3 separate regions of the Homo sapiens genome follow, and all the other regions are linked to region 1. Evidence: chromatin loops called from intact Hi-C (ENCODE). Cell type or tissue: Calu3. All regions are shown on one strand.

Region 1 (8,000 bases):
CATAATAATTAGCATGTGTTAAAAATCAGCAGTGTGCTCTGCACCACGTGAGGAAGCTGGAAGAGCGCCCTGCCTGTTCAGTGTCCATCTAACTGAGTGAGACACGGGGAGGAACGAGGGACTGGAATCATAGGAAGCTAGTACTTACTGCTAACATTTATGAGCGCTGCATGAACATACATGAGTTATCTTGTTTTTTTTTTTTCTCCCCAAAGTCTCAATGAAATGAATGATCATTACTATCCTTTTGCAGCTGAGGAAACCAGGCTTACAGAGATCAAGTAAAATGCCCAAGGCCACACAGAAAATTAGTGTCAGAGCTAGGACTTGAACGCAGGTTTGTCTGATTCTAAGTCCAGGTATGTGAGTCCCTGGCAGCACCATGGGGTGACCGCTGACCTGTGTATGGCTTACTAGATTATTGGGTTCAAGTCTCTGTGGTAGTACAGATGTCAAACACACAAAGGCACTCCCTTGAAAGCAAAGGCTTTTAAATGATCGATAAGCCATCAAAAGTGACCTCATAATGCTGGAAGTGGGCCATCACCAAATCACTGTGGGACATTTTCTCATAATGCCTTCCAGAAACACGTAGAATGTTAGAGTTCATGGTCTACACTGCTTGGACACCTAGATTTGGATTTCAGTATGAGAACTGAGGTGATCAGGAGCAAGATACCTTACTCCAACCTTCGGTGCTTCCAGCCCAGCTTACATTGACCACCTACACCCTTGCATCTCTACAGCCCACATACTGAGCTGAACAGAGCACACTAAGGAAAGGAGAGAGGACCTAGAAACATGGGCATTTTTAAATTGGAGATAAAAAAGCAACCTTATTATCTGGTGCAGGTGACCATAGAATTTCCTTTTCAATAGCTCCATTACTAACTGGTCCATTATCTCTTCTGTTTTTTTTTAATTAACTACAATTATTCAATTTTATTTTTACCTAAGTCACTCAAGCACCCAGTTAGAACAAAAACAATGTAATGCTGAGATGTGTTTTTTATAAAAAATAGTTAGCTCCCTACCCTACAGCTCCAACACTCCCAAAAGGAATTGCTTTTACCTTTTCCTTTTGACTTTCTCTTACTGCAAATGAGAGTTTAGTGTTCTTATAAACCCTCTACATCCTGGCACTTCCATCTTCCTAACATAGTTTTATTTTGGGTATGGTTAAAAAAATCATTATGACTATTTCCCATTTGACATTATTGTATTAATTTTTTTCAAGCACCTCACCAGATCTGACACTATACTGAGTGTACCCTCCCACAACACACTCACCTGCTTTTCCCTGGAGACTCCCCTTCCAGAGCTTCCCCCTTCTTGCCGCCGTATGGACTGTTTGCCCTCCAGCCTGCTACACGGCTGATGTCCTGGACATCCCCCTGTTCAGCTCCTGATTTTTAAGTTTGCTTTATCTTCTTTGTCAGCATTCTTCCCTTGTCTGGCCAAAAAACATCCCACAGTCACTGAATGGTGTCCCAGAAAGGAGAGTTCATCGTCTGTCTTTCAGCTTTAACCAAAACACCTCTAGTGACAAGGAACTGACTCACTCTCTGTTATAGTGACATTCTGGCTATTCCACCTAAATGCTAAAATGTTTTTCATTTATTCTTAATACCTAAACATTTTTAATGATCTGTTACCGAGATATTTGTCCCGATGTATCCTCAAATTTTCTAGTCTCTCTTGTCAATTTTCCACATGATTTTCAAATTAAAAGGCTTTAGCTCCTATCCAGCATGCTGTGGCAAGCTCAATATGTTTCTTGGCCAGTGGTGTCCTTGAAGTTCTACACTGTCAGTCTTTGGGATCAGACTCACACCATCTCAGCACCTGATGATGAACTCCAGCCTCTCAGCTGGCTATTCTCTCCCCTCTACTGGGACTAACTAGAGGATAGCAATAACCTTTCTCGTATGGTTTGGTGTATCAATAACCTTCCTATGAATTGGTGGAGTGGGAATTCATCATTCAACGGCATGCCAGTTCAGTAACATTGCAATGTAGAAACTCCCCATCCCCTGAAATTCTTTTGTCCTCTTCTGTTCTAATCTCCTGCGTACCTAAATTTTCCCTATTTTCTCTGAACATATGCCTAAATCATATGTCTACCCTATACCTAAGGCCGTTGTCAAAGCTTCTTTTGTCACCTTGCTACTGAGCCCCAATTCCCATCATGACCCCTCTCATACTTGACAGAGTCCTTGAATGACTCTTTTGCCCTATACTCCTGTTGCATTCGCCTTGTATCCTTGTCCTCTTCCCATAAGCTAAACTCCCCCTAGTCCTTGCATCACACCTCAGAACCAAGGAGGATTCATGGTCCACTTGTCTTTGGACATGATATCTGGCCCATTCTTTGAGATTTTTACTTCTGCTTCTATTTGTTTCAAGCGCCTACCAGTTCTTCTTAACTCTTGGCCTCAGCCAAGGGGTGGAATACTTTAAGCTTTCTCCCCAAACTATGAGCTTAATTCGCTTTTCAGAAACTCCTGAGAAAGAAATCAGAAAGTCCTTCATGTTGTCTTAAAGCATCTCAGGAAAACTTGTTTAGAATATGGGCGAAGTATGTAATAGTTCATATGGGTTGGTTTTTGAAGTACCAGGAAAAGGGCCCTTCCCAAAGAAATGTTATCCACTCAGTATTCACAGTGCCCCAAACTCTAAACAGCCTTTAACCAGATAGTGGTTCTCAACCCTGGCTGAAAATTTGAAGTTCCTGGGGAAGTTTTAAGCAATGTCAATGCGTAGCTTCACACTCTGAGATTCAAATTTAATGAATCATCATGAGACTTGATCATCAGTTTTTTGTTTGTTTGATTTTGTTTTTGAGAGATAGGGTCTCACTCTGTCACACAGGCTAAAGTGCAGTGGTACAATCATGGCTCACTGCAGCCTTGAACTCCCAGGTGCATGACACCATGCCTGGGTGATTGTATTTTTGGTAGAGAAGTGGTCTCACCATGTTGCCCAGGCTGGTCTCAAACTCCTGGGCTCCAGCGATCTGCCTGCCTTGGCCTCCCAAAGTGCTGGGATTACAGGTGTGAGCCACCGTGCCTAGCTCAGATCATCAGTATTTTTAGAAAGATTTCCAGGTGATTCTAATGCACAGTGAAACCTGTGAATCATTGCACTTTAGGATAAGAGTAAAGCTTACTATGTAAATCACTCTGTGGAAACACACTGCCAGTGATGCTGACATTCACATGATTAATGTGTCTTCTGACTGGGGGCAATCAGACAGGTTCAGGGAAACAGAACAGAGAGTATCACCAAGAATGGACTTTGCCAAAGATGAGTCTTAGTCTCTACCTAGAAAATGAACGTATTGTATTCATCACCCTACCTTATATGACCTTGGCCTACTAGCTTGTCATACCTCAGTAATAGGGGCTATGGGAGAAAAGAATGAGTTGGGACAGGGAGAGGGATAAATATAGCCTTAAGGCTGCTACTCCTTAGGGAAGAGGGGATCTGGCCTGGAATTTGAATATAACATCCAGTGTGGCAAACTTGTGTATAATTGGGACTTGTTTTGTTAACCAAAACATCTAACCTGCAGGTGATATGCTGTGCTCATAACGGGGGTTGGGGTGTTTATTTGGGATTCTAGGGAATAGGACATGTTTGAAGCAGGATCCTAGCAGAGTACTTCCCTTGACCTGCCCTGGCCCCTGTGGATGGTGAGGGCTAAGTAGATTTTTAGGGCTTCAGTCAAGTGGGCTGTGGGTCAGGGCCAGTGCTATTCCCAGTGTGTAAGTGGAGTACAAATGGTATGGAACCTCCCCATTGTCATACGGTCTAGGTAAAGGAGGCAGAGGAGGGGAGAGCTATCACTCTGGATACAGGATGATCCGGGGGAAATGAGTGATAAAGCTTGTGATGGCAAGAAAAACCCAGGTAATATTCTTTTTTTTTTATCATGTGAGTGGGAAGATTCATGCTTCTTCCTTTATTTTTTTAAATTTTACTTTAAGTTCTGGGATACATGTGCAGAACGTGCAGGTTTGTTATATAGGTATACACGTGCCATGGTGGTTTCCTGCACCTATCAACCCGTCATCTAGCTATTAAACCCTGCATGCTTTAGGTATTTGTTCTCTCCCTCCACTTGTTCCCCACCCCACTAGAGGCCCCGTTGTATGAAGTTCCCCTCCCTGTGTCCATGTGTTCTCATTGTTCAACTCCCACTTATGAGTGAGAACATGTGGTGTTTGGTTTTCTGTTGCTGTGTTCCTTTGCTGAGAATGATAAGCCCGGATAATATTCTTACAAGCATCCCCTTATTAAATTTTTTATGTATATGGAATGATTATCTTTTTCTGCAGTTTAAAGTCATAGTAGTTCTAGCAGGTAAGTTATTTTTTCTCTATGCCTCAGTTTCCTTAACACAGCATGATGACATTTCCAGATAATTTCTAAGGTTCCCTGAAATATAGCATTCTAAGAGTCTATATATTAGCAAAACATAATTGCACAAGCATGGGAAAGGTTACAGTGATCATCAGTCCTAACTGTTCACAGGTTTCTCCTATTCAGCTATAATTCATTATTCGCCATTTTAGAGCTTCTTGCTAGTCCTCTTAAAAATCACATAATGCAATACAAATACCCATAATATAAATTTTGTTGGAGAAATATCAAGGACTTTGACTTTCTCCTTCAGGAGAGAAAGCTAAGCGACCAAGAGACCAATGAATCATATTTAATTGCAAAAATAAAAAAAAGAGCGAGATGAATTCTAAGTAGCAAAGGTGATCTCGCCCTCTTCTGGACAAAAGCCACAGAGGTGCTGGGAAGCAGGTTAGGCAAGACAAAGAAGGGAAACCAATTTTAGAGGAAAGATTTTCGAAAATGAGGATGTGGGGGTATTAGCTAAAAATAATGGAAGATAATAAGTACAGGCTGTTCCTTAGCACACAGAAATCAGACAATTAAGGGCCATATCTGTATTCTTTCCCTGATGCCTATGAGGGTCATAAAGCTTGAATGGCAGCTAGTAACATTCTTAGGAGGATAGGGTAATGTCCAAAGCAACTTTTTCTTCAACTGTAATACTTTTGTGCAGGTGGACTCAAGTTAAAGGGAACAATGAGAACAAAAGGAGTCATAAGAGGTGGTAAGTCTGAGAGACCACTGGGTTGTGAAAGCTGTAAGGTCTCAGACTGCATGACATTCACATACCCAACACCTCACAAGAACTCAGTCCATAACACAGTAGATGCTCTGAATGAATGAATGAATGAATGAATGAATGATTAATCTCAAGCAATTTGCCTTGAAGAGGTAGACGGAAGGATGGGCTGCAGTGATATTATGGGTGATGAATGAATGAGCTGGATTTCAGGTTATGTGCTGGAAGGACTATTTCTATCTTAGCCACATGCATGGGTTACCACCCATTGATCAGCAGTGTGGAGTGGGAGGCAAAGGTGGAAAGAGAAGTAACGCAAAGCTTGTTGCTTGATGATTGTGATTGTTCTTCATCCCCTAGTCTTGGGCATTCACTGGCTACTTTCCCAAAACAATCTGTCAAACAAATTAGACTCTGGGAGAAATTCAATAATGCTAAATATTCAATGGTAACTCTAATAAAATATTTGTCTTAAATTTAAGCCAAAAGTCCTTCAGAAATTTAGTATCTCCTTCCAGCTGGAGCCAAACAGTCATAAGACTTCCCATAATAAGTGAGCCCTCTGTCTGCCCGAGGAAATTCACCCATTATACGCATGGGATAGTCACGTGATGCTGTACTGTATTCCTCCTTTGTGAGTTTGTTTCCATTTTTTCCTTTCGGATATGAGGAAGTAAGCCTAGTCTAGGATCCTAAAGACTGGAGTCTTGCTGTTTATTAGTTGTGTATCCTTAGGTAAATCTCCAAGTTTTCTAATTTGTTAAACAAACATAACAGATTATTGTGGGAATTAAATTTTCTAAAAACTCTGCAAAGTCATTCCATAAAAATTGGGGTGTAATTCTAACAAATGACCTAAAAGACCCTTCTGTCATAGCCTGTGCTTATCTCTTCAGTCTCCTCTTGTGTTTCTCTCCCTTTGCTCATTCACTTCCTGTTACACAGGCCTTCTTTCTAGTGCTCAAATATCAACCTCTCTCCCACATCGGGACTGAAATGCTTTCCCCCTAACACCCTCTGCTTTCTCTTTCCCATCTTGCTCTCAGCTCATATAACATCTTTTATTCAAAGAAGGTTTTTCTATTCACCCCACCAAATGTTTCACACTGGTACATTTCATTCCTACCACCAACTGGTCATAGACCACCACATTATCCTGTTTTATTTTCTTGGTACTAATTATCACCATTTGAATTTATTCTAATTTGTTTGCTTACTTGTTCTTTAGTTGTCTCCCTCCAACTAATAATATAAACACGAATACAGCAGAGACCTTATACCACTTGTACCTAAAATAATGTCTGGCAGGTACATTGTAGATGGTGAATAAACATTTGAATTAAAGTAGCAAATCCATGAATTAAAATATTTGAATGACAAGAATTTATAAACTGTGAAGTGCTATACACATGTAAGGTGGTATTTACTTCTGTGGAGAGGTTGCTATAAGTGAAACAACAGGGGGAAGAATGCCAGATTTGAATTTTAAATTGGCTATTTTTCGTAGGACAAGTCATTCCTTTGCTTCTATGTACATTGGTTCTCTCACCTGAAAAGTGAGAAAAAATGATATTTATCTCATAGACTATTTTGATACTGAGATTTAATACAGGCAAAATCACTGTGAACGTTAAAAATTGCTCATGTAAGTTTTAGCCATTCTCCTACATATGATCCTAAGCTTTGGAAATGGGGAAATTCTTAATATCTTCTTTATTTCAAAAGAGCAAGAGTTTTGGGTGACATTGGTGCAAAATTGTGAAGGGAGTTTATTGTACCCAAACTTTCCCCCAAATCATTAAACTTCTGTGGTCCATGGCTTCATTTGCATTAGGTACATACATCTGTATGTCCTAATTAGAATCATTGGCAAGAATCTTCAGGAAGGAGTTTAGCCTTTTGCCCTCAAGAAAGAAGTTAATTCTTTCCAAAACAGCCACCTCATTTTTTATGCTGCAGAAGACAGGTAGCAAAGGCATTAATGTTGCTTAAGGATATCAGACTAAGTAGTCGGATTAACATCAATTTACAAATAAAGCAGGATAAGCCATTTTAAATAAGGTGCATTATATTTTATTTAGCAACAACTCTTTGCCTCTTCTATGTGTGTGTGATGACAACCATTCTAATGCTTTCACAAAGAAGCCTGCCTGAAAAGGAAGAAAAAAAGGATGAGTGTGCCCGTACTTGATTTGAGTGTGTGTGCTGTGCTTCTGTGTTGAAATCCAGATGTGCTTCACAGGCTACACAAATCCATTCCAAATGTTCGGCCTCATCCTTTGACTCTAGGGGAAACTTAGTGCTTGATTGACTCACTACCCTCCAGCACAAGACTTAGAAGCAGGAAGTCTGGTTTAGGTAGTGAGTCTGACATTTATGACCCATGTGGGACCTTAGGCTACCATTTTTATTCCCTTAGCTTTAAATCCCTCTGCTGCAAAATGAAGATAAAATTGACATCTGCCCCATGGGTAGGGATGGGAGGAAATAATGTGGGGGAAAACACTTTGTAAAAGGTGAAGTGCCATGTAAATGCCTCACATTCTAAATCTTGCCCTCTTCCGGCTTGAACCTTCTGCCTCAAGGAATTATCATGCTGCTTCCCTAGGCAGATGGGTTTGCTGCACTCAAGGACCTGAGTGCTCCTAGGGAAGGGAAATACATGGCACAGGTGCAGCTTTCCTTATTCCTGAGCCCCACAGTCAGCATTGCTAATTGATCACTACACTTTTTCCTACCAAGTCTGGACCCAATCTCAAAATCCCTCTCATAACATTCCAGGAGCTACCATCAATTGTTGGAGTAGGCATGGGAGGATAAAGCTGATTGGCCATCTCTGTTAAGCCTCTAAGAC
Region 2 (8,000 bases), 320 kb before region 1:
AAATGCACAAGAGGAAGAAGAGGAGTGAAAATTATTTAGCCTGAAAAATGGAAAATTCAAAAAGGCTATGAGAGCCATCTTCAAATATCTGATAAGCTGTGCTAGTACAGAAGAAATGGAATTTGCCTACATGGTTTCACTAAGCAGAACATATAGAGAGAAGTTTTCAGTGTAATGTTGTAAAGTCATCCATCCGGCAGAATTTTCTAGCAATGCTGCCTGTGGAGGCAGTACCTTTCCTATCCCAAGAGAGGATCAATCAGAATCTTCAGCAGGGATGGAGTCTCAGTATAGATGTCTTCCGAGGTGGCTGCCCATCCCAAGAACCTACTACTTAAGACAGACAACTATAACGTAGACTTCTATAGCCACCTATGACCATCCAGTGTGGGCCCAGTCACAGTGGCTGTAAGAAGACCATAATCTGAGCATTACGCCCAAAGGCTGGATGCTGCCCTTCCTTCTCATCTGGCCTACTCTATGTCATTTGTAAACTGCAGCCCTGCTGCTGTCACATCCTCCAGCCGACTTCACCAGTTTTACAAAGAGATAACTAGCACCAGCAATGACACACATAACAGCAAAAGAAGAGCTGAGTTTATAGTACACATTTGAAGTACATACATCTCATGACAAGGACTCTCTGAGAAGGGCACAAACATTCATGCCACTACCATGCACTACGGCACAGGCCAAATGCTTACCTGTGTCATCTCGTTCAATCTTCTTGGCCCTTTCAAGTGGGCAATAGTGTCCCCCTTCCCTTTTTTTTTGACATGGAGTCTCGCTCTGTCCCCAGGCTGGAGTGCAGTGGCACAATCTTGGCTCACTGCAACCTCCATCTCCCTGGCTCAAGCAATTCTCCTGTCTCAGCCTCCCGAGTAGCTGGAACTACAGGCACGCATCACCACATCTGGCTAATTTTTGTATTTTTAGTAGAGATGGGGTTTCACCGTATTGGCCAGGATGGTCTGGATCTTTTGACCTCGTGATCCGCCTTGCCTAGGCCTCCCAAAGTGCTGGGATTACAGGCGTGAGCCACCATGCCCAGCCTAGTGTCCCCATTTTACAGATAAGGAAATTAAGAAAAATAGCAGCCAAATAAATTGTTTATGGCCATGATAGCTGACCTGGGATCCAAATTCAAGTTGATCCTATGCTGCTTTCCTGCATTAAATGGGCTTTCCTAGGAGAGAATAAACAATGTAATACCTTGGGCCTTTGGAACTGCCACATAAACTGTATAGGAAACAGTAAGTAGAAATTTATTTCTCCATCCAAAAATGGAACAAATTCTATTTTGGAGTAAACAGATTTCTAGAGCAGATTAAAAACTGACTTTAGTCATCTCTGGGGAATAAAGTATATGAGCAAATGGGTCAAGGATCATAGGAAAGAGACGATTATAGATGACATTATAAAAAGATACTTAGTGCTGAGACACACAGCTATGTGGGTGCACACGTGTGCGTGTGCATCTGTGTTGCACACTTAGCTCTTGGACAACTTTCAGAGAACATTCCACAAGTGTTTTAATCACAACAGCATCCCTGAAATTCTTTCAGGCTCCCAGAACAAACTCTGAAAATATTCCCACATATTCAGATGCGTAGTCTAATTTGTTATTTTAACCCAACATCAGAGCCTTAATTTGAAGGTCATATCCCCTAAGTTTATACTACTAGGTTGAGGAGACAGGTGGAGGTAGCCAGGAACATGACTGCCAAAAACATACTAACCACAAGGCCAGAAACTTTTATTGAACTCTAATGGAAGAAAGTCTTTTCCCTTTACAGACACAGCAGTACCTATTACAGTCACATTTTGTCTCTGTACAAAACCCTTATCGGGTACACTGGGACATGAAGAAAGAATTCTGTGTCTTCTCTAAAAACAAAAACTGGTATCCATCAAACTGTGATAAGAGATAATGCTCCTTGTAACAAGCACCCTAAAAAAAGGTGTCACTATCCATGTAAAAGAGACCTTGAATCGGTGATCTACATTACACATTTGAATTTGCTAAACTAGCTTTAAAATGATCCCAATTTATATAAAGAAGCCTCCTCTAAAGGACTTACAAACTATCGAATTTGCTAAACTAGCTTTAAAATGATCCCAATTTATATAAAGAAGCCTCCTCTAAAGGACTTACAAACTATCACTGGCTAGTCAAAGAAGACCCTGTCTTACTTTAGACGAGTTTACTAACTTGTTTTACTGTTTACTTTAGAAATTTTCAAACATATACAATAGTAGATATAATAGTAAAATAAATTCCCATGTATCCATCACCTAACTTCAACAATTATGTTTGCCATTCTTATTTCATTTATCCCATTTTTTTGGCATAATATGTTAAGGTAAATCCCAGACAACCTATCATTTTACCCATAAACATCACTTTCTCAATTAGACACAGACATTTGTCTAAAGACTTTTTAAGTATAACCACCATTCTCATATCTAAACAAAATTAATAGTTCCTATTATTACAGACCTCACTTGAATTTACATTTTTCCTAATATATGAGTATGCTTGTGTGTGTGTGTGTGTGCGCACGCACATGTGCGTATGACTTTGTTGATATCCTGCCCTGTGTCCCCAGCCCATCCCTGGGTTCACTTGCAGCTGTGACAGGCAGTCCCCGAGATGTTCCCAGCCCCTCTCCTCAAGTGCCAGTGACTCTGCCCCTCTGCCTAAGGGCATTCTCTCTCCAGCCACTGCCAGGAAGTGCAGGGGAGTTAATGCAAGAGAACTGACACCATTGGGGCGACTGTCAACCACTGGGGCAGAATCAGTAGATAAATGCCCTAGCTTCCCCAGACTCTGTGGGCGATTCTACATTGGGTTCTATACAACCTCTCAGATGAACCCATTCAATAGCTTATTAATAGACAGAATCTTTATTGGCTTTTCTCTCATCTGTCTCAATTGCTGTATTCCCTCACTCCTGTTTCTTTGTGTCACCTCCCAAGTGAACTACCACAGCAGAGTAATTCTTGTTTCTGGAACTGTAGTGGGTGGGGGGTGTAAAGCAGGGACAGACAGGCTCAGGTCTGTTAATAATTCTTGATGACATTACATTTCATATGGACAACTGGCCATGAGGAGCCTGGAAGCCTAAGCTACTGGTAAGGGATTACTTGCTCTTTCCCACAATCAGTTATAGATCCATTACAAGTCTTATAAAACTAGATCTGAGAACAATTCTCAAAAAGAGTTCATTAGCCTTCACAGATCAGCAAGCTTGCTTTTCTGTGCATTTACAGCTAGCATCTTCCTGATTATTTCTTGCTTTGTTGTTATCTCAATTCTCCTCACTTCCCAAGGGACATTTTAAGACCTCTGGAAAGCTTTGGAGAGGTGAAAATCCATATATTTTTCAGATACAGGCATTTCTTTCTTAAATTCCAAAGAGAACAATGGGGATTAAGGTTGGGGAGGGTGGATTAAAAAAAAGAACTCACTCCAGGAACCAACCATCAGAGTGGAGCTTTGTTCAAACAGACCTTACTTATACATGAAAGCCTCAAGCCAAATTTAAAGACCAAAACAAAGTTTCTCTTTCAGCCTCTGTTGAGGATTATTCTGTCTCTATTCCTCTAAATTGTACAGAAATACTTCTAAATGATATATTTAGTTTCTTCATTCAATCACCTTTGTCCGTACTTTCTTTTGTGTGTGTGCGTGTTTTGTTTTTTTTGCTTTTTTATTTTTTTGGAGATGGAGTCTCACTCTGTTGCTCAGGCTGGAGGGTAGTGGCACAATCTTGGCTCACTGCAACCTCTGCCTCCCAGGTTCAAGCAATTCTCCTGCCTCAGCCTCCCGAGTAGCTGGGACTACAGATGTGCGCCACCACGCCCGGCTAATTTTTGTATTTTCAGTAGAGACAGGGTTTCACCATGTTGGTCAGGCTGGTCTCAAACTCCTGACCTCCCAACTGGCCTCCCAAGCTGCTGGGATTACAGGCGTGAGCCACCATGCCCGGCCTGTACTTTTTTTAGTGTAGTGTTTACACTAATTATCAATTATGTGTTTACCTGTCAGTGTCCCTCTGATGACTTGTGTATCTCCCACCCTAACACAAGAGAAGTTCAGCAGAGTAAGCTGAATCAGTAAATAGATGGTGGAGCCTAATGACAAAGTTTTCTGAAATAAACTCTATCTTTATGGTGGATGAAACTGTCAGGTGATATACTTCGACTGACAACACTGTCATTGTGAGACATGATGAAAGACTCCAGATCCTCTATATCTGCAAGCAAGGGACTCATATCACATTCTCAGAAGAGATGAAGGAGAAGCTAGGGGCTTGTTCATGAACTATACTGTAACTACACAGACACGTCTCCTCTTGTTCTTTGAGGATAATTTAGCTCTAGGACATTCTCCAAAGCACCAATTTTTAGTCAACAACCTCATCAGGGAAGCAGGAGAAAAGTTACTATATAACTATAGTGTGATCTAAGATCAAAGTCTAATACCTAATTTCTAAAAAGATTAAAACCATGTATTTTTTCCCTTGATGCATACGTGGAGAACCTATAAATAAATGGATTCCTTACTAAGCCATTCCCAAAAACTGCCAGGAGATGGCATCCACACTCTACTCATTTACTAAGAGTTTCTAGCTGGGCTTGGACGTCTTACAATCTTAGAATAAAATCTTTGGGGAAACAAGCTGATCAACGGGCTAAAATGTGATAAGACTACATTAAAAGCATCAGTCCCAGGCCTATTTACTTTGAGGTTCCACCCAGTGACTTGTAACTTTTCTGTTTAGTTTCCCTGAGAAAATCCTCCTGATAATTTAGAAGCTGAAGGGATCATCTAGGTTGAGCCAAGACTGAAAGATGCTTTGTCTTGGCAAGCAACATGGCTGACAATGGGTTCCCAATGCATATTCAGGAGCTCTTTGCAAGGCAGAGTTGTCCGCTTGCACTTACTGCAGTTAATTTTTTTTTTTTTTTTTTAATGAACAAAGCTTCAGTTTCCAGGAATAAAAGAAAAAGAAGTCAGAGGAAACAGTCTTTGATGTTATGAGGCTGAGACACTACTCTTCCTTCAGGACTATTTCATTCTGACTATAAGTGAATAAATACATTGAAGACTTCAGGAGCTCAGAAGATTAATAAAAAGAAAATGTTTTAACCTATCTTCCATCAAGTCTAAATAAACAATATATATATTGTATGACGCTTTGCAGTTTCCAGAGAATGGCCACAATCATTTTCCCATTTGTTCCCTATAATTACTTGATGAACAGCTCTAGAATTCTCATTGTAGGGATGTGGAGGCTGAGGCTCCTAGCCCTAAGTAACTAGTCAAGATGAGTATACAAAGTATCCACCTAGTTCTCCGGCCTAAACCAGACTAAAACTAATCTGACCACACACAATTATTTTGAAGGAAAGATAGAGGGATCATTTTTTTTCCCATCAAGTTGTCAATTTGTTGTAAGGTGGGAGAAAGGGCTCAAAATGTAAGGTGTGCTCTATTGGGAGGAATCTATGATGGTTATAGCCAGACTGCCTGGGTTACTGATAAGATTCCCTTCTTTCCTTACCTATGCCAGCAAAATAAACACACATCTTTGATGAAAAATAACTTGTCTTTAAGTGTCAATAACCAAGTGCTTAATAGCTATTAATCAATTTTCCACATGGCTTATTAACAATGACCTCCTGCTTCTATTGTTTTTGCCTTCGTTTAAATAAGTAAATGTTATTTCAAATACTAATTTCCTCAATCTAGTTTTCAAATAACAAATCAGTAATATCCTAAAAACATGCTAGTTTGAAAAATAATGATATGTTAATAAGTCTTAGAAGTATTTCCATCGTATAAAGTTGGAATGTTTGATACATCCAGAAGTTCAGATTAGTACAGCTACACCCATCCCTGTAATTTAAGAAAGGACTAAGGGATCAAATGAGTTTTTCCAAGGACAACAGACATGAAAAAAAAAATACTGACAGGCTAACAGACTAATAAAGAGCTGAATCTGCTGAGACAGAATTGCCTACCTGATAACTGTTTTCAGTATCTGGGTAAAAACATACTCTATTGTTTGAGCTTGAAAATGTTCGGATCAAAAGAAATCAGACTTGAAATAACCAGCCAAAGCCCTCTGCAGAAGTAGAAATTTGCAGTTTAAAAGCACGGGTAGATCATTTAAAAGAGGACAAAGCTGCAGTGTTTTTAAATCCATGCCTGCTCAATTAAAAAAAGTCTTGGGCGGGCGCGGTGGCTCACACCTGTAATCCCAGCACTTTGGGAGGCCAAGGTGGGCAGATCACGAGGTCAGGAGATCGAGACCATCCTGGCTAACACGGTGAAACCCTGTCTCTACTAAAAAAAATACAAAAAATTACCCAGGCGTGGTGGTGGACGCCTTTAGTCCCAGCTACTGGGGAGGCTGAGGCAGGAGAATGGCGTGAACCCAGGAGGTGGAGCTTGCAGTGAGCTGAGATTGTGCCACTGCATTCCAGCCTGGGCGACAGAGCGAGACTCCATCCCAAAAAAAAAAAAAAAATTCTTAGACAAAGTCAAAGATGAGTCTCATAATGCTGACATGGGAAAGTCATACTTTGAGAGATGGCTTCTTTCATCTACTTTCCCCCAACCATCTAAAAATGGAGCAAGTCAGTGGATGAACAGTGTGGCATTCAAACATTCTAGCCAGAAATTATTAACCAAATGATGGCTACTAAGGGAGAAATAAGAGTTTCTTTAATTTCATAGTATTAAAGGATGTTGTTTGAATAAGTTAAAATTCGCTAAGTCTTGGTCTCCAGAGAATGAAGTTTAAGTTATATATGTGTTCCCCACACAAAGAATGAATAAATTGGAGCTTACTGGAGCCAGAACTGACTTTCAAGGTTATTTATTCCAACTGCCATGGTATGTATGAGGTTGCTAAGGCCCAGAAAGCAAAGGTGACACAGCACTGAACCTGGCACAGGTGCCAGAAATAGAACCCAAAGTACTTGACTCTCAATCCAGAACTCCCTGCTTCATATGTGGGTCTCAAACCGAGAGGCTTGTTAAAAATGCAGGTTCCCATGTCTCACCCCACAAGGATGGAAGCATAATCTCCAAGGAGACATGTGTTTAGCAATGTTGAAATGCTTTTAAAAATTGAGTCTGCCTCTCTCTCAATTTCAAAGCAGAAAGTTTAACTGCATGAAATCAGGAAAGGCAAAGCTGTCAAGTTAGAGGAAGGAATTTACTGTCTCAGTAATTCTCTAAGATCTTGAAGAGCTGAGATTGGCTACTTTTCAAATCAGGGAAGACAACTTTGGCGGGCTTTTGGAAACATGATAGTAATTGAGATTCAGGAGGGATGTGACAGGTCTCATTCTGTACAATTGGGGAATTCATTCATCTCTAACCACCCAGGTATTCATTTAGTTTGAAAGAAAATGATGTATTTGTGCTAGATTTCTGCTATTTTTTCAGGGCCCGTATCTTCCTCTACCCATCAGATAGGGATGGATTTTTGTCCTCTATTCAATCTCAAGCATAGATAAAGTGATTGCATCACCAGCCGAATCCTTAAGGACAATTGGCGCCCATACCACACTTGGCTTGGGAGCACATATATGGGTCAGTGAGTATCAAGTGTGGAGCTGACTTGGCAGCCAAGCAATAAACCTGCAGTGATGGGCACAATTACAGCTCAGTTCTCAAAACCAAAGATCACACAGTTTGAATAGAGGTGTACAATTTCCAAAGCTATCAATTGTCCCAGGGTTGAATTGAGAGACGACGACAGATTAAATGCAGACAGCTGTATTTATATTGTGTCCCTTCCAAAAGTCCAGTTTGGGTTTTATAGTGAAGTGGCAAAAAGACGAGAGGACAATTTTTTTTTTTAAAAAAAAAGATGGTTCCGACTTGAGAAAGGTTATTAAAGGACTCAGGTGTGCTACGATTGTGAGATGCAAAAATCCCATTTTTAAGATAGTGACAAAAATGACATTTTGTACACAGA
Region 3 (8,000 bases), 87 kb before region 1:
CCCTAGCCCCCTCACCCCCCAACAGGCCTTGGTGTGTGATGTTCCTCTCCCTGTGTCCATGTGTTCTCATTATTCAACTCCCACTTATGAGTTAGAACATGCGATGTTTGGTTTTCTGTTTTGTGTTAGTTTGCTGAGAATTATGGTTTCCAGCTTCATCCATGTCCCTGCAAAATACATTAATCTATCCTTTTTTATGGCTGCATAGTATTCCATGGTGTATATATGCCACATTTTCTTTATCCAGTATATCATTGATGGGCATTTGAGTTGGTTCCAAGTCTTTGCTATTGAGAACAGTGCCGCAATAAACATACGTGTGCATGTGTCTTTATAGTAGAATGATTTATAATCCTATGGGTATATACCCAGTAATAGGATTGCCTTATTGTTTTAATTGTTCACCTGGCGCTGCTTATTTACACTGAGTCTTCCCTTCCTGAAATACTGCTTGTCTTTCCATTTATTCAGGTCTTTGTTTATGCATTTTCATAAGTAATATAGTTCTTGCATTTCTAGAAATTTTACAGTTTTGGTTGCTGTTGTGATTGTGATTTTTATTTTGTATTTTCTAATTGGCTTTGCTAATGTGTAGGAAAGCTATTGATCTTCAATCTAACTACATTGCTGAACTCCTAATCTTTATACTTAAAAAAATTGATTCTTGTGGATTTTCTAGATAGGTGATCATATTAACTGAAAAAATATCTCAGCTTTTTCGCCATAATAATAGATTTGTTTGTTCCTTTATTTTGTCTTGTTACTGGATAAGATCTCTAGGATGATGTCAAATAAGAGTGGTGATTGTAGAGGGCATCTTTAACTCATTTTGTATCTAACTGGAAATGTTTCTAATGTTATTATGAAATTTACTTTAGGTTCTTGGTACAGGGCCTCTTTCTAGTATGGGAATTTTCTGTTGGCTTTTAATCAATCAGGAATAGCTGTTCAATTTTATCAAAAATTTTTTTTTCTGCACTAATTTTGGTTCCTGTTGAGATTACCTTAGTTTAACTTATTTTTTTTTTGGTTAATGTAGTGAATTACATGAATGAAATTTCTGCTCATGCCATTTTGTACTCCTCTTACTGGCTTACCAGTTTTAATCTTTTAAAATGGTACTTGTTTGCATGCCTGCCACCCTCCTCATCCCCCCAAAAAAAACCCTGAAAGTTCCTTGAAAACCATGTAACTTTCATGTTGTGGATTCTCAATTAATGTTGATTGATACATCTTTATAAAAATTTACATTTATTATGTCAGCTGAGTAATACTGCAGCCATGCAGTTAGATATTATTCTTAAGTTTTAAATATTATAAACTGAAGTTTGGCTTTGAGGACTCAAACCAGGTTAGAGCGAGGGCTAGGTCCAGAGCTAGGTCTCAAATTTAAGTTCTGTTACTTAAGGGCAAATGCTCTTTTTGCTGATTCATGGATAAAAATGTTCTTAGATCTGTGGCATTCATCATCAGAGGCAGTGTTCACATTTTCCACATTTGTTGGAGACCCTGGGCAGCTCCGAAATGGTGTTCTCACTACCTGAATGGTAGTGAATGATGCTTCCTAACTGAAGGGGAAAGGATTGATCTGGTGATCGTTTTCATATTAGGCCCCATTATTGACCAATACTCAACCAGCCCGATTCAAGTGCTGTTATAAATACATACAGCAAAATGAGTTTCATTAAAAGACTCTTGATGCTCCTTACAGGGGCCTGATACTGAATCCCAGGCAATTATCAAAACTTGACTTCTTTTAGAATCACAGAAGGTCAAAGTTGGCAGGGCCCTTAGAGCTAATCCGTGCCACCATCCTTGAGCCCTCCTCACCCCCCACTTTTAATAGATGGGTAAAATGAGATTCAGGGGAAAAAATGACTTTCGCAAGTCATGTTATGCATTACCAAATATCTCAGGAGGTCTAGAACTACCTTATTTTAATATGGTTTAATTATTTGTTTGCTCTCACAGACAAAAGAAAGGGTTAGCTGTGTAATCTTTGCTCCTTACTCTGAGATAGCAGGGCACTTAAGTGGATGTTGGGCAAAAATCAGATCCATTTTAAAACAAATTTGGAAATGAAAATGGTGGCAGTGGTAACTGTCAATTGCATGGGCTTCAGGGGAAGTTTTGTAGACCTAGATACTTTCCCAGCTCCTACCAGGGAGGCGATGATCATAGAGATTGAATCCCAAGTGGAGTCCTGGTCTTTTTCTTAGTGAAACCAGATCTGATATGCTGTTGATTTTGGATTCACAGCCTTTTGTCACCATGTAAATAATAATTCCTTAAATTAAAAAATCTTCTTTTATTGTCCCAACATGTGATAAAACAATAAGTATCAATTGGACTGTACTTCATAGCGGACACGTTTCATCACAGCACCAGCATTATTGTATTATCCTCACTGTCAAGACGGAAAGCAAAACCAAGTCTAGGGAACACTTTGGTTCCCCAAGTAGAGTACTGGAAAGCAATTTTTTTTAAAAGGTGGTTAAAATGACTTGCCACAAGCCTATTTAGTTTCACTAGACACACTGCAAAGATATTTAGTTAGATGTAGTCTCTGTTCTCTGAAACTTTAGTTTTGCAATATATCCAGAAGATTGTCATATTGCCATAAGAAGTAACAGGAAATAATATATTTTAACAAACTCAAACATTATGTTAATAAACATACATATAAATAAATAAGGCTTTTAAAAATGGTGAGGTATAGGGTGTTTTGGGTGTGTGTGTGGTGGAATAGGTTATGAAACATCACAAATTTTGATGTGAAATAATAAGTAGAATATATTCCCTCCAGAAAACCTCACCACCCTCCTCTCACTCTGATCTTTTTTTTTTTTTTTTTGCATTTTCAGGACCCCCAATTCAGTTGATGGTATTGTTGCTTATTCATGTTGATATGTTATTTTGTAACCATTTTCAAGTTGTTTCATACTTGATCTTCCTAACAAGACTTACTGTAAGATCCTGAAAAATATGACCAGATTTGTAATTTTATCCAGAATCTCTGCAGCTAGAAGGTGTTCAGTTAATGCACATGTTTGAATATGGTAATGTGGATTAACATGTGGGAGACACAGAGACAATCCAACAAAAACATTAATCAGATCCAAAATGTACATCTCTGCTTCAAACACCAGACAACAATAAAGGCATTTTAAAAGGCTCCAGCAAATGGGAGGCTCAGAGAAGGGCTTATGCTGCAGTGGTGGGGCAGGAGAGCAAATGATTTTCCCCTAATTGAGCTTCTAAGAAGACTTTGTTCCCTGTAACTTTTCTATATATTCATCTCCCTGTAGTTTAAAACAACATAAGACAAACAAGAATAAGGGTCTTCAACTCATATACCTCCCCATGAGATTTCCTTGGTTGCCTGAAGAAGTCTCCAGAAAATACCTGTTAGAGGTAACACAGGCAGGAAATGCCTAGCAAACAAAATGCTGCCACCTTCTGGTAAAATAGTACAGAATATTTTCTCCCCCTGTCATTTTTACACACACACACACACACACACACACACACGAATTATCCTAGTAACAATAACATTTATATCATGCTTTATAGCTAGCAAACACTTACATGTGCATGATCTCATTTAATGCTCACAAAATCCTTATGAGGTAGCTTTTATTACCCACATTTGACAGAAAAAGCAACTGAGGTTCTCAGAGAGTATGTCACTTCCAGAAGGTCACACAGTGATTGGCAGATGCATACTTAAACCTTAACACAAGTGAACCTGCATTATGCTTTAACACAAATGAAGAGTGAACCATTATTTCATGCATTGACAAATACTAAACACATCGGCCATGCACTCAGCAGCAATGTGTGGAGTCTTTTGTCTGATCACATCATATCACAGCTTTGTATTACAGTATGTGACTAACACATCTTTCTTTCTGGCTCTGCAGAGTGCAACAGTGTCCCTGTGAACTGAATTTTAGGAGATGGGGATAGAGTGGGGATAGAGCAAACCCTTCTCTGTCACCCTTGAACCAGGCAAGATACACATTCTACTCTTTTACCCTTAACATTTTCTCAGTAATCTTAAAATGCAAATTGGTGTCCTTTTAATAATTCAAAATCCATAGTACTGGCTCCCATGCCCAGCTTCATATCCCATGGCATGCCCCATGCACCCTATCTCATGCATGAACCCTGGTCATTCTTTTTCAGATGTTAGGTACTTTTAGCAGCTTTTCCATTTGACTCTGCTTAGCAATATCCTATTCATCCTTCAATACTACCTCCTCTATTAATGCTTCCCTGATCTCTTTAATGCATATTCAGTGCCTTCCCAGCCACCAGTGAGGCTTAGTTCCTTCAGTTTTTATGATAGCTTATTGTTTTCCTTTCTATGAGTCTGTCTCACTAGTGTGTCCACCTAGAAGGTAGAGAACGATCCTCATTAATTTCTATAACCCCCAACAAAACTCTGTATAAGTGTTCAGTAAATATTTGACTGTTATTGAATTGTCATAGAAAAGCCTGTAAGCACCACCTGATTGTAAGAGCTAGGGTAAATTTTACTAAAATGAGGAGCATAAGGGAGCTGTGTGATAGTCATTGCTTATAAAATCAAGGAGAGACTAGCAAAGGTAGGAATCCCACCTCCATTCTCACATTTATTCTTCTCTGTGCAGGACCAATAATTTTTAGAAAGATGTTTCTAAATTTCCTTCCTTCCCCATCCTTAGCTGTGCACCAAATTGTCAAATTCCTGCCAAGAGAAAGCATTCCTGTTAGAGTCCCCTGTTGGATTGACAGTATTTGCAATCAGAATATTGATCTCCAAGAAGGCTTTTCTGGTCCTGTGCCTATACAATATTGGCTGCAGGATAATACTCATGTACATATTCTAGTGGAATTCTAGCTTTGTTATGAGATTTCTCTTCACTTTTTTTTTTTTTAGATGGAGTTTTGCTCTTATTGCCCAGGCTGGAGTGCAATGGCATGGTCTCAGCTCACTGCAACTTCCGCCTCCGGGATTCAAGTGATTCTCCTGCCTCAGCCTCCCAGGTAGCTGGAATTACAGGCTCCCGCCACCATGCCCGGCTAATTTTTGTGTTTTTAGTAGAGACGGGGTTTCACCATGTTGGCCAGACTGGTCTCGAACTCCTGACCTCAGGTGACCCACCCACTTTGGCCTCCCAAAGTGCTGGGATTACAGGCGTGAGGCACCACGCCTGGCCTTCTCTCTCATTTTTATTTTGAAGTAATTTTTAACCCAGAAAAGTTGCAGAAATAGTATGAAGAATTCCCATAATTTATTCCCATTAATTTATACTATGGTCTTTTTGGAGGGCATTTTGCATCTAAAAAATGATTTACCAACATACAAGGATATTAAAAGCATTATTCATGATAGCAAAAATTGGGAATGACCTAAATATTTCAAAAAAGAGGATTAGCTACATAATTATATCAAAATGATGAATTTTCAGTCATTAAAAATAAAATTATTTAAAAATATTTACAGGGAAATGCTCAATATATTATTTTCCTGGTGCTGCCATAACAAAATACCATAGACCTTGTAACATAAACAACAGAAATTGATTTATCACAGTTCTGGAGAACAAAAGTCCAAGATCAGGGTGCCAGCAGGGTTGCTGTCTCCTGAGGCCTCTGTCCTTGGCTTGCAGCTGGCCTCCTTCTTGCTGTGTTTTCACATGGTCCTTTCTCTGTGTTTGTACATTCTTGGTGTCTCTCCCTTTTCTTTTTTCTTTTTTTTTTTAAGATGGAGTCTCACTCTGTCACCCAGGTTGGAGTGCAGTGGCATGATCTCGGCTCACTGCATCCTCTGTCTCCTGGGTTCAAACGATTCTCCTGCCTCAGCCTCCTGAGTAGCTGGGACTACAGGTGCGCACCACCATGCCCAGCTAATTTTTGTATTTTTAGTAGAGACGTGGTTTCACCATGTTGATCAGGCTGGTCTCGAACTCCTGACCTCGTGATCTACACACCTCAGCCTCCTAAAGTGCTGGGATTACAGGCGTGAGCCACTGCGCCCTTTCTCTCCCTTTTCTTATAAGGACACCAGTCATGTTGGAACAGGGCTTCACCCTTACCACCTCATTGAACTGCAATTACCTCTTTAAAGGCCCTTTCTCCAAATGCAGTCATATTAGGAGTGAGGACTTCCGCATAGGAATTTGGAGGAAACACAATTCAGTCTATAACACTCAAGACACTTAAGTGAAAAAATGTATGTCATAAGCCATGTTTATAATGTGACTTTGATTTTTCAAACACATACACATGTATACAGAAGACAAATAGTGTGGAAGTTTACATGTCAAAATTTTAACAGTTGATATTTCTAAATTGTGAGATTATGAGTCACATTAATTTACTTTCTACTGTATTGCATTTTCCAATTTTCCATAATAAACTACCATTACTCCTTTAGTTAGAAAAGAATAGATTATAAGTAGCACAAAATACTTTTTAAAAAGCTTAAAGTTTTTTCAAATATATTAACATATTTGATCTCTGTAACAATGCTATGAGGCAAGAATGGGAACAATGTTTTTGAATTCATACATAACAAAATTGAGGCTCAGAAGAGTTAAGTCATGTGGCCAAGTAGCCTAATAATCAGAATAGGTCTTCTGAGTATTAATCCAATCTCTCCATTATACCACAATTCTTTAAAATACCTTCCTTCAGCCTGGGTGTGGTAGCTCACACCTGTAATCCCAGCACTTTGGGAGGCCAAGGTTGGATAATCACTTGAGTGCAGAAGTTTGAGACCAACCTGGGTAACATGGCAAAACGCTGTCTGTACAAAAAATAAAAAAAATTAGCCAGGCATGGTGGTGTAAACCTGTAGTCCCAGTTACTTAGGAGGCTAAAGTGGGAGGATCACTTGAGCCTGGGTGGTTGAGGCTGCAGTAAGCCATGATCTTACCACTGCACTCCAGCCTGGGCAACAGAGTGAGACCCTGTCTCAAAAATAAATAAAACAATAAATATTAAAATATCTTCCTTTAATAAACAAAGAAAAATCTAACAATGCTCTTTATTCCCAACAATTTATTAATGACACATATGAAAGTAGAAGAAATAATAACAATAACAGCAGTAATATGTTTCATGGAGATCGTTTAAGCTTAGTCTTAAATTGAAATATTTGGGATAAAATATATATAAATATATAGTGACTTGGAGATCATTTAAGCTTAGTCTTAAATTGAAAGATTTGGGATAAAAATATATATAAATATACAGTGACTGGGTATATACCCAAAGGAATGTAGGTCATGCCATCATAAAGACACATGCACATGTATGTTCTTGCAGCACTATTCACTACAGCAAACACATGGAATCAACCTAAATGTCCATGAGTGGTAGACTGGATAAAGAAAATGCAGTACGTATACACCATGGAATACTATGCAGCCATACAACGGAGGCCATTATCCTTAGCAAACTAATGCAGGAACAGAAAATTAAATATTTCACATTCTCACTTATAAGCAGGAGCTAAATGATGAGAACACATGGACACATAGAGAGGAACAGCAGGCACAGGGGCCTACCTGAGGGTGGAGGGTAGGAGGAAGGAGAGGATCAGGAAAAATAACTAATGAGTATTAGGCTTAACACCTGGGTGACAAAATAATCTGTACAACAAATCCCTGTGACATAAGTTTACATAAATAACAAACCTGCACATGTACTCCTGAACTTAAAAGTTAAAAAAAGAAATGTAAGTTTCATACAAAAAAAATGAATAAGTAGCAACCTGGGATGAAAATTGTCACTGAGTTTTTTACTCCACAGCACGTTCTTATTGTTGTCCATCTATGAAGATGAAGCATGGAGACTCCTTTACGAGACTCTACTGGGTATTTCAATAGGTATTCCTACCTGTGAGAATGCATGCATGGACCACTCCTCTAGGCAGAGGCTCCTCATCTGGAGGAGTGAAAGGAGAATTAGGGAGACAAGAAATTATTACAAGAGTTCCAGAGATCTTG

The links. A loop is a pair of places that touch in the nucleus more often than their neighbours do. Peaks named below come from ENCODE experiments on the same cell type or tissue, not always from the same donor. Only the 100,000 strongest peaks of a DNase experiment are listed, where the experiment ranks them.
Region 2: it touches region 1 in a loop (7-fold over the local background); 10 of 110 quality-filtered maps call a loop at or near these places.
Region 3: it touches region 1 in a loop (4-fold over the local background); 2 of 110 quality-filtered maps call a loop at or near these places.

What each region holds. Positions count from the first base shown.
Region 1 is chr3:193,125,022-193,133,021 of GRCh38, forward strand. No RefSeq gene overlaps it. Among named protein-coding and RNA genes, the nearest start is that of PLAAT1, 110 kb to the right of the region's middle. In Calu3, no CTCF peak of the experiment used is centred here; a DNase peak (open chromatin) is centred at 4,790.
Region 2 is chr3:192,808,342-192,816,341 of GRCh38, forward strand. The region is part of intron 1 of MB21D2 (Mab-21 domain containing 2); the gene reads right to left. Among named protein-coding and RNA genes, the nearest start is that of FGF12, 85 kb to the left of the region's middle. In Calu3, a CTCF peak has its summit at 4,593 (motif pointing right); a DNase peak (open chromatin) is centred at 4,590.
Region 3 is chr3:193,037,828-193,045,827 of GRCh38, forward strand. No RefSeq gene overlaps it. Among named protein-coding and RNA genes, the nearest start is that of MB21D2, 120 kb to the left of the region's middle. In Calu3, a CTCF peak has its summit at 3,445 (motif pointing left); a DNase peak (open chromatin) is centred at 3,484.